Regions from separate parts of the Homo sapiens genome. Here region 2 is linked to region 1. Evidence: read pairs that join two places in POLR2A ChIA-PET (ENCODE). Cell type or tissue: PC-3. All regions are shown on one strand. Links, peaks and the distances in the headings refer to the core of each region. The heading gives the core; the rest is flanking DNA.

Region 1 (5,686 bases), core at 746-4,745:
GTCCCACTTACCCCTTTTGCTCAGTGTCATGTGGCTGTGACCAAGTAGACCACATCCAGGAGAAGTGACCTGCCATCCCACCTCACAGACAACTTCACCTCCCCAGCACCATCCTAGACCTTTTGAAAGACTGAACTGGAGTTCTAAACATTCATTAATTTAGTTGGAGTATTTTTGTTTTCTCCTCAAGAGAGTGAAAAATGGCCATTGTGAGAGAATAATGTCAAATATTCCTACAAGGGCAAAGGCAGAGTCCAGAATCACAGCTGAATCCTCCTTGTTCCATTTTTATGTGTGAATTCTTAAACCACACAGATTACATTACAAGTTGGGAATGCCTCCACCTGACTAAATATATATGTGTACACATTGGCATCCATCTCCATTAACATAATATTAGCCATTACGGGAGCATTACAACATCATCCTGCTCACAAATGTGACACAGAACAGAGTGTCACAGACACCTCAATGCACTGGACGCTTAAGTCAAATGGAAAGTTAAAAACACCTTCTGCAAGCAGCCACTGGCATTACTTCATATTTATGTTAGTTTTGCTAATCTAATCGAGTGAACTTTTTCCCTAAGAGAATATAATAGGAATATTTTATTTGAAAATTTTATGTAGTAAGCAGCTGTCTAAAGTCTTAATTTCTGTTTTCAGTAGGGTAAGTGGCAAATGCAACCAGGAAGAAAAAAATAGCAGTTTCCCAAGTGCTAGTAAGGGCAGCAGGCAGTGGAAAATCCATGCAAAGTCTTTCCAGGAAACCATTCCTACGGATCATGGGGGAAATACTTAAATGCTGGTATAGAAAAATATATCCATGCATTTCTTAATGAGGTTGAGCAAAAGAGTTGGAAAAGCCCCCAGCAATCAGGGAACAGAGGTAGAGAGAGGGAAAGTAGCTTGAAAAAGTCATTAGCAGGAGAAGGATAGCCACAATCAAGGACCTCGGCCCTGGCTCCAGGGGACTGTTTGCAGGAATTGCCTACTTTGTGCTGACATCTGGGGTGCACTGCAGGAGGAGAATGCCATTACACCCCCTGCTATTGCTCCAGCCACAGAAATGGCCATGTGCTGCATGGTGACCTACCACATCCTGTAGTTCCTTTCACTAATACTTGCCTGATCAATTACATAGCAGATATAGGGTCATGTCACAGGTTCTGTCTTTTTCTGCCATAGAAATTCAAACAGGACCCTAGCATAGTATTTATCTATATCTTGCATGAATTAAATGAGTTGAGCTGATACAATGAAAAGAGAAGGAATGTGAGGGGTAATCAGTCCTGGATTCCTGTCCTTGTTTAGGTACAACTTTGGAAAAATTACCCAGTCCCTGAGCCTCTTAAACCAGGAAAATATGTTTATCATAATTTTTCATGAAAATTACATGATATAATATATAAAACATACCTATCCTGAGGGAGTTAGGAAGTGGGTGTCAGTAGTAATTACATATTGGGAGTCAAGATATAATCTTAACGCATTCTATTGATGATAGCAACAAGCAATAATCTCATTGGTTGCTATGTTCTGAGGCAGCCTGCATCTTGAATTAGAAGAAGGTCATGGCCCCAGGAACAGAGTATAGACCTTAAAAAGAAATACATGCACAAAACACCATTTCTGAAGATAATCCCAGGGACCCAGAGCTATAAATTCCAGATATTTCTTCCTCAGTGGTGCCTAATCCACCTGGCCTCACCCATCATACCATGCACCTATTCTTCACTACAGCCACCTCTATCTTGGGCTCCATGTTCCCCACCTTAGCTCCTGGTATAGGTGCCTTTGTTTAAACACCAGCACATAATATAGAACTTGACCTACTGGTATTCATTAAACTGGTGTAAAATGAGTGAACTAAGTGACCAGTTTTGAATCTGCTTTTCATGACAACACTCCAGCATGTTCTTTGATTTGAAATTGAAACTCTTGAAGATGGGAGAAAAGAAGGAAAGCAAGTTCAGGGCTTTTATCTCCCTGACTTCCTTCTTTCAGGGCTGCCTTAGGCTGCTTGGGTCCCTCACCAAAGACCAGTGCTCCTTGCAGTGGGCCCCTCAATACAACACACTCCTCCCAAGTTCCATTAACTGCTCCCTCCGTTTGTCAATTGAGGAGTAGGGGTGGCCACAACCCTGCTGTTACTAGCCTCTTGTGCATAGCCTCTTGTGTTTTTCTTACCTAGAATGGCCACTCACCCTACTTTTCGCAGAAATGGAGTGTTGTGAAATCCTCTCATTCGGATGAGAGGGCTCTCAGTACTAAAACAGTCTTGGGCAAACTGGATGGTGAGTCACCCTACCTACGTCCTGCACACACCTTTGTAAATAGCTCCTTTACTAAACCTTCCTTTTATCACTCTGGTTGAAAAGAGTCATCCACTTTCTTTTTGGGACCTTGAATAATTCATTATCAAAAATCACACCCTATTTTGTCTTCTGCAAGAATTGTTGATGTGAGGCTACCTATGAACACATTCCCTCCTCTGGGGAGAAAGCCCACCTACAATTGGAGACAGTAAGGCCAGTACACCAGGGGCAGCAGAAATGAGAGACAGCAGTGGAGGAAATCCCTGTCTCCTCAGGACCCAGAGTCCAGCCCAGGGATGCTGGCTCCTGAGTGCTTCTTTTTTCTGCAAGGCAGTCATGTCTTTCCCAGCCATACCAGCCAACAAATTCCTAACTTGTAAAAAAAGGACCACTGCCGCTTCAACCAGTTTTGCCTGAGACAGTTCTGTGTACTTCTGTGTGTAGGCCAGGAATGAGAGACCAAAGTGAAGTCTCCCAAAGCATCTCCCTAGCCTAAGTCAGGATGAGAGAAGAGTACATCAGTGGTAAAATATGGCAGCCTTTTAAAAATGTTTTTCAAAACACAACAACACATGCTGGCAAGGCTGCAAGAGAAAAGGGAAAGCTTATACAATTTTGGTGAAAATGTAAATTAGCTCAGTCACTGTGGAAAGCAGCTTGAAGATTTCTCAAAGAACTCAAAACAGAACTACCATTTGAATGAGAAATCCCATCACTGGGTATATATTCAAAAGAAAATATATCATTCTACCAAAAATACACATGCACTCACATGTTCATCACAGCACTATTCACAATAACAAAGACATGGAATCGACCTGTGTGTTCATCAATGGTGGGCTGGATAAAGAAAATGTGGTACATTTACATGATGAAATACTATGTAGTCATGAAAAAGAATAAATACATGTCCTTTGCAGCAATATGGATACACCTGGGGGCCATTATCCTTGGTGAATTAATGCAGGAACAGAAAACCAAATACCACATGTTCTTACTTTAAGCGGGAGCTAAACAATGGATATTCATGGCATAAAGATGGAAACAGTAGACACTGGGGACTACTAGAGGGTGGAGAAAGGGATGAGGCAAGGGCTGAAAAACTAATTATTGGGTACGAAGCTCAGTACTTGGTTAATGTGATCAATTATACCCTAAACCTCAGCATCCCACAATATACCCAAGAAACCAACCTGCACATGTATCCCCTGAATCTAAGATAGAATCTAAAATTATTTTAAAATGTTTTTCAATAACTATTAATTGAACATGTAATGTCAATTGCTCTGCTTAGTTCTTAACAGAGATTACCTGATTTAGTCTTCATTACACTCCCTGAGCGGGTTATTATTTACATTTTATAGAGGAAGAAATGGAAGCCCAGACAAGTTGATTCACCTGCGCAGTCATATCCCTTGGAAGAGGCAGAGCCAGGATTTGAACCCATGCTATTAAGCATTGTGTTACCTTGTCTGCCTATGGTTCTCCCCAGGACGGCCTTGGTTGGATGTAGCTATTGCATCTGTCATCACAGGAATGGAGAGCCCTTCAGGAACTCACAGGGTACAGCTCAGGACATTAGGCAGCCCTGCTTCATCCTAATTTCCTTTCCTAGTTCTCGGCAAGAAGGCCTAGAAAATAGTTCATGCTTCAATCTTGTAACTTAAAACTCTGACAACAAACTGCACATGATCTAGTGCTGTACAGACTCCAACTTAGAGTATGCTTTTACTTCTCACTTCTAGATGTTTACACACTCATCAAGGCCATTACCCATCTGTGTCTGTTAGTAACACATGTCCTCAAACTTGCAAAAATTTCTCAATGCAGAGCTACCCTTGGGATGCTGAAAGATCTCAACACAGCCCCTATCCCATGCTCTTTTGTTCTTCAGTGGACACCTTTGCCCTCCCTCTCCATCTTTGCTGTAACTCAGTGGAGGATCTTACAGAAGGTGATATAAAATGGAGTCCAGAGCCTGCTTTAGCTGATGGCTTTTTCTTTTTCTTTAAAATATGTATGAAGCCAATGCCTAACTCACAAGACTGGTGGATAAAATAGCATAGTGTATGCTAATGTTCTCCTAATAGAAGGCAATTCTAGTCTTAATACATAGGTGGCATATGGCTAATTAATGGATTTGATGGTACCTGAAGATTTTGGGTGAGCAGGAAAAACAGAATAATGTTAGGATGATTATTTTAGGCAGAATGTGTTAGTTAACTGAATAGAGAAAAGGTCCAAGCACAAATAGTTAGAAAAGCATTACTGCAGAAGTCAGAAAGCCAATTGCCAGTAGTTTGTCCTCAAAATCAGCCTAGCTCCCTGGCTGGAGCTGGATGGACGGGAACACAGAGAAATGGTCTGGAATGAACGCCTCTGCTTCACTTGGGCAGAGCAACTGGAAGACACTGACATTGGCTACAATCTACCTGGATATTAGCATAAAGTCGTGTTTGGAAGCTACATTGAAAACTAGCATAACGTATGGGAACTCCCTGGTTATCCAGACCAAACACCTGCTACCACCACGTAGCTAAAGAAAAAGCTGTCAGGGAGTCATTCACCAGGCAGTTTTTGAGTTGGTTTTGTGTTTCTCAGCACAGCTTTTATTTGTTTCTTTGTTTCAAGATTAAGTGTTAACTACAATATATTCTTGGGAGGATAAGAAAGGGAAGTCTAATATTTGGAGATTAGTCATTTAAATTATGCTTCAAGTAGCAAAAATAATGTGAGCATATCATCTATTGATAAATCTAAGTTAGAAGACAGAAAAGATGCGTCTGAAAGTAAAAATAATTCCTAAGTTGAACTGATTATAGGACAGATTGTGGGAAAGTTGTAGAGAAATCGGAACCAAAGATATCCCTAGGAGGTGTTTTCCTCTTACACTTTGGGTCTAAGAGGCATCAAAACTGAGAATTTTTGTATATTAATTATAGCAGTAATACAGGTGACAGTGCACACATATGCATTGACATTGACACATGCACACACATGCAGGGACGCCTTGCCCCATGACACACATACACACACACACACAAACACACACTCATCACATACCAAGAACTGGATAATTTGTTTTCTGCTAAATCTTCAAGAGACTGCTACAGCACCTGGCACAGAATATGTACTCAATAAATATTCATGTGCATTTAATACATTTGGAATAAGTTAATAGATGAATGACATAAATGAATGAGTGGGGAGAAAGAGAGAGAGAGGGAGACAAGAAAGAGGAAGTGGGGAGAGAGAGATGGGGAGAGAAATGTTAATCACTGACTCTAGAGCTAGGACTCAGACATGTGGAATATGGGCCAAACTTCCCATTCAATAGGCCTTTGGCTTAAAAGGAAACTCTTCAATTCT
Region 2 (5,686 bases), core at 610-4,609, 110 kb after region 1:
TACCACTTCATGGAAAGCTTTTCCACCAAGCTGCCTCGTGAAAGAAACCAAACATCTCTCATGAGACTGCATACTCTAAGGAGAGAATCGAGGTCAAGCTCTGTGCCTCGTCATCGCCTACCATGTGTACAGCAGAGCCCTCCACAAGCTGGCGCGTGATAAAGTTTGCTAAGTTTAATTTACCTTTAAAGAAAGTGGCAAAACTCCAGTGAAAGGAGCAGTGTGTGTGCAAATTGAGGCCAGAAATGAATTGCTAATTAGTTTCTCTCAGTTATAACAGTGGGTCTTGCACACTGAAGATATCTATCAAGTAAAATCTAGCAACCCAAGGCCAAAGAAATAAATGTTGAATCTCCAAACTGAACAAGTGGGTAGGACAGAGCTTGGTAAGTTACTGATGGTGAAAACAAATGTATAGTAGGCAGAGGTCCCTCCCTTAAATATTGGCCTCCCTTACACGATATAATACTGAATAGCTGCTACTCTCCTTGAACCTCTGACCTCAGTCTTCCATGATGAAAGACGTCTTAGTGCTCTGCTGTTTGCAGCAGGCCAGAAAGATCATTAATGGGAGGTAAACAGGAGTGACCAGGGCTGGCCATCACTTTGAGACCACCTTTCTATCTTCCCTTTGCCTATTCCAGATACTGCCATTGGAATGTTTTTAAAACAGAGGAATCCAACCCTGCTGAAGAGTCATTTTGCTTGGGTTCAGTTATGTCTTGGCTTACTCCATTCAAAGAGATTCATCTGTTTATCACACTGTGGATTGAGATGAAGGAACAGCCCCCAGGAACGAAAGGAAACACAGCATGGTGAATAATCTCCACCCTCAAAAGGCACAGTCATTCTGAAAAGCCACGTGCTCTGTTTACTTTCAGCCATCACTGTGCCCACATTCCCAGCCATAATATTCCACTTTCAAATATGTTCTTTTCCCATTCATACATATTTATCCCATATTAACCTCACGTATAAGTGCCAACTTCATACTTTCGTTCATTTTTATAACATTTATTAAATGCCTTATATGTGCCTGGCACAGTGCTAAATGCTTTCTCACAGGTTATATCATTGAGTCATCATATCAATGGCTACAAGGTGACTACTGCTATCTCCGTTTTACTACTGAGGAAACTAAAACACAGAGAAGTGAAGTCACTTACCTGAAGTTTCACAGCTAACAAATAATAAAGTTAGATTAGAATCCACATTTTCTAAAGCTAAGACCAGTTTTCATTGTACCATACTTGCCTTTAACAAGTGTATAGTTTTTAAGAATTAGTAATTATGCATAATAGTTATAAATTATGAATTCCAGGGCAGGGAAGATGTCTATGGTTTTATATATTACATTTATTAATCTATCTGTAATTATTTTAGAGTTTAGAGTACATATGAAATTTTGTAGTAATTTCCATTTGGCATTCTGCCAGTCATTCACTTGTCCTAGCAACATTCCTTTTTTATTTTTATTTATTTATTTATTTATTTATTTTTTGAGACAGAGTTTTGCTCTTGTCACCCAGGCTGGCGTGCAATGGCACAGCCTCGGCTCACTGCAACCTCTGTCTTCCAGGTTCAAGCGATTCTCCTGCCTCAGCCTCCCAAGTAGCTATATTACAGGTGCCACCACCACGCCCAGCTAATTTTTGTATTTTTAGTAGAGATGTGGTTTCACCATGTTGGCCGGGCTGGTCTCGAACTCCCGACCTCAGGTGATCTGCCCGCCTCCGCCTCTAAAAGTGCTGGGATTACAGGCATGAGCCACTGTGCCCGGCGTTTAGCAACATTTCTAACACTCTTTTTCTTTGAACATCTATGTCAAAATACTGTCCATGCCACCATCTCTTCTGCATCTCCTCCTCCACACATGTGAACACTACCTGTTCCTTCTTCCATTTGTGGTCACAGGACAGATTTGCAGAGTTGGTGATGCTAAACCACACGTATTAGGGATTCAGAGGGATGAAAAGTCTTTTTTTAGGTTCTAAATAACACGTATTGGAATTTAATGAAAATGGAGCCTATAGTTATAACCACACTTGGGAATGAACTGGGTCCCAGCAAACTAAGACTGAAGACTATGCAGGTGGTGTGTTTAGATCTTCACTTCGATCAGTTTTGACGTAAATCTGGGAATAAGTGGCTATTCCCTGGCCCAGTCATCTGGCCTATAAGCTAGTGGGTTTGGGATATGTGCAGTTTGGGCTGAAAATTTTGAAGTATCCAATAAAAACAAGAGCTTAAAATGGGAGACACTGACACAAAGTAGTGTGAAAACACACTCTGTTCCAATAAAGACAGCTGAAAAAATTCTCCTTTTTGTAACATTGAGTAAAAGCGATGACATATTTGGTCTCACACTGAATTCATAAAAACAGTGGTTTTTTTGCAGAGGGTGAAAACATTCTTCGGTGTCAATTTCCAGCAACAAATGCTAGCATTTCACAACAGGTGAACTTTGGAAACCTGAGAGAGCAGACAGAGAGCATCATCTCTCTAAGAACAGAACTTTGGGTTCCTTCTCAATATTCACACCAGAAATTTCTGCAGGCCAGTTTATTCTTCTATATTGTTTCTGCCTGTTGTGAATTAAGTTTGAAATACCTTCTCCTGACATGTGGCATTTCACCTTGGTGCTCTTTCTCCATGGAAAAGTCTTGCCCATCTGTTTTGAGGCAACTTGGCATCGGAATCTGATTCCACTTGGAAACTTTAGGATGAAACTGGACTTCAATGCACATTAATCTCAACTAATCCTGCAGGTGGACACATGCACCAAGAGCCTCACTGACTGATGTGCAAGTTTCCTCACCATGCAAGCTGCAATCATACCACTGACTCCACTCCAATGAGCTCCTCTCTCCTGAACACCCCAAGCTCCCTACCCTGCTGCTGGGATGGGATCCCTTGGCTTGTTTGCATATTTTAGCCTGCTCAGGCTCCTGTTTAGCATTTGTTTTTCTTGGCATTGTGTTCATTTTTATTATACCCTTGACAGACCAAATCCTAGTGCCAGCAGGCCACAATGAAACAAACACTTACAATTTATAGAAGAAATTCAGATTCTATTTTCCATGAAGCCTAGAATTTCATCGCCTGGTAAAATACTGCAGTCAGGACAGTAGGCTCCCACTACACTTATGTGACCTTCAGAACTGCCTCTTATGTTTAAATCAATCTCTCTCTCTCTCTCTGTCTCTCTCTTTGCATGTACACACAGCTCCAATTAAAGCAAACTCTGGTACAGATGCCTGTTAACTTTCATAATATAGCCACAAACCTAGCTGCTGAACATTTTAGCACTTAAAACCAGCTGTTATCTTTAAACAGTTATGAAAGTCTGAGTTCCAATGATTCCAATTCTGTCTATACAAGATACAGCTTTAGGCTGGCTGCTCACAGTTCTTTCTTTACTGCTAGACAATTTTCCCTAAAGACCTAAGACCCTGAGGGATCTTTGGGCCCAGCTGTATATGTATTCTCTCACCAAAACATCCTACCTCCTGAAAATCTCCATCTGAGCTTGGACACTGCTCTCATTACCCACTTGTCACACAGCCACCTGTGGGTACCGTCAGGGCACATATGAGATGATCGTTCCTGTGCTTAAGGCTATGGGTTCCCCCAAAGAGAATGAAACAAGAGCCTTACTCCTAAAAAATGAATCTAGCTAAGAAGGAACATCTTAAAACAGCTAGAATAATCAATACACATTCTGTGTTCCACTGACATTCATAGTCATGAAGTTTAATGAATACTCTCCAAATTTTATTGGTTATGAAATATCTAATAAAAACTCATGGAAGATAGAAAGTTATGACCAGGTAAGGATATACAATGGATTTCTGGAAGGCTAGTAATGCTAGTAATATGCTCTTTCATATCTAAGTGGGCATTCCATGTATATATGCTCTCTTAACAATTTGTTGAAATCATCTGCCATGACCTGAGAGCTGAGCTATAACTAATTTTATAACTAAGAAGAAAACTGGATGACCTGAATCTTGTTGCTCCTCAGATAGTTTGCAACATGGTAAGGAGGTTCTTCTTAGAGTGGTCACTAGACTTTTTAGCTCATCTTTTGCTGGGGTCAGAGGCTTGTGTTTCTGAACTTCACACAACACTGTCAGACCCTCCTTCCTGGAACACTGGTTCTTTAAAACTACAGCCTGCTGTAGAACTGAAATGTGCTCTCTCTCTTGCCCAGGGCGTTGTGTCCCAGCTTCACTAAAAGACACCTATAAGATCTAGCTTCACATCTGTGATGGCTAATTTTATGCGTCAACTTGGAGAGTGTTTCTGGATGAGATTATCATTTAAATAAGTGAACTGTGAGTAAGCAAATTTCCTCCATCATGTGGGCAGTCCTCATTCAATTGATTGAAATCCTGAATGGAACAAAAAAGTGGGTCTTCCTAAGCAAGAGGGAATTCTCCAGCAGCCTGTCTTTGGACTCCATCTGTGTATCCACCTTCATCTGCACCGTCTTCATCTGTCAGGTCTCTGCCTGCTGGCTTTCAGACTGGAACTCCACTATCAGCAATGCTAGATCTGTAGCCTGCTGGCCCACACTGAAGACTTTGTACTCACCAGCCTCCATAATTGCATGAACCAATTCCTTATAACAAATCATATTCGTGTGTGTGTGTGTGTGTGTGTGTGTGTGTGTGTGTGTATGTAATCACATCCTCTTGGTTCTGTTTCTCTGGAGAACCCTAATACAATATCCATTGCTGCATAACAAGTTACACCAAAACTCAAAGACTTAAAACAACCCATATTCATTATCTCACAATTTCTGTGGATCATAAGTATGGGTGCAGTGTATCGGGGCCCTCTGCTTCAGTCTCTCACAGGCTGCAATTAAGGTGTCTGCCATGCCTGTGGTATCACCTGAAAGCTTGTGTGAGGAAGAATCTGCTTCGAAGCTCATTACATTGATGTCAGTAAAATTCAGTTGCTTGTGCACTGTTATGATGAGGCACTCAATTATTCTCTGGCTGGTGGCCAGAGACCACCTTCTGTTCTTAGCCACATGGTCCTTTCCACAGGGAAGGTCATGACATGGCGGCTTGCTTCATCAGAGCAAGCTCACAAGAAGAGGTGAAGAGACAGGGTTAGCAGGTAGAAAGTCACATTCTTTCATAATAACCTAATCCTGAAAGTGACATCACGTCACTTTTTCCATATTCTATTTGTTAGAAATAAGTTACCAAGTCAAGCTTATCTTCAAGGAGAGGAGATTGCCAAGGGCAATAATACCAGGAGAAAGAGATCACTGTGAGCCATGTCAGAAGCTGTTCACTCTACCCATCCAACCTTTGCTAGGCTGGGCTCTTCCTTGTTTCTTCTTCCTGAAAATCCTACCCACAACTATCAATATATATTTCAAAAAAAATGCAAGTTATCTCACATATAGAACACTTTGATTTTTAGAAAAAAATACATATATATATTCAGAGTTGTGCTATTTAACTTCAGGAGATTTGTAGATTAAGTTTGAACAAGCAATCGTTAGTGTTACTATTGGAAATGCACCTAATTTTATTAGAGAATTGATGCTCAGGAACGTGAACAGTTTGTTTGGGAGGCTTGTAGATCTTCTGGACCATCTGGGAACAGAGCAACGGCCATCCTTATCAAATTTCCATTGCTGAAACTATAGTGGTAGAAACACAAG

The links. Peaks named below come from ENCODE experiments on the same cell type or tissue, not always from the same donor. Only the 100,000 strongest peaks of a DNase experiment are listed, where the experiment ranks them.
Region 2: POLR2A ChIA-PET joins it to region 1 with 5 read pairs; 2 of 35 experiments call an interaction of 5 or more read pairs at or near these places.

The regions. Positions count from the first base shown.
Region 1 is chr2:19,102,500-19,108,185 of GRCh38, forward strand. No RefSeq gene overlaps it. Among named protein-coding and RNA genes, the nearest start is that of LINC01376, 78 kb to the left of the region's middle. In PC-3, for the core only: no CTCF peak of the experiment used is centred there; a DNase peak (open chromatin) is centred at 2,282; H3K4me3 peaks cover 433 bases; H3K27ac peaks cover 1,695 bases.
Region 2 is chr2:19,214,092-19,219,777 of GRCh38, forward strand. No RefSeq gene overlaps it. Among named protein-coding and RNA genes, the nearest start is that of MIR4757, 130 kb to the right of the region's middle. In PC-3, for the core only: no CTCF peak of the experiment used is centred there; no DNase peak of the experiment used is centred there.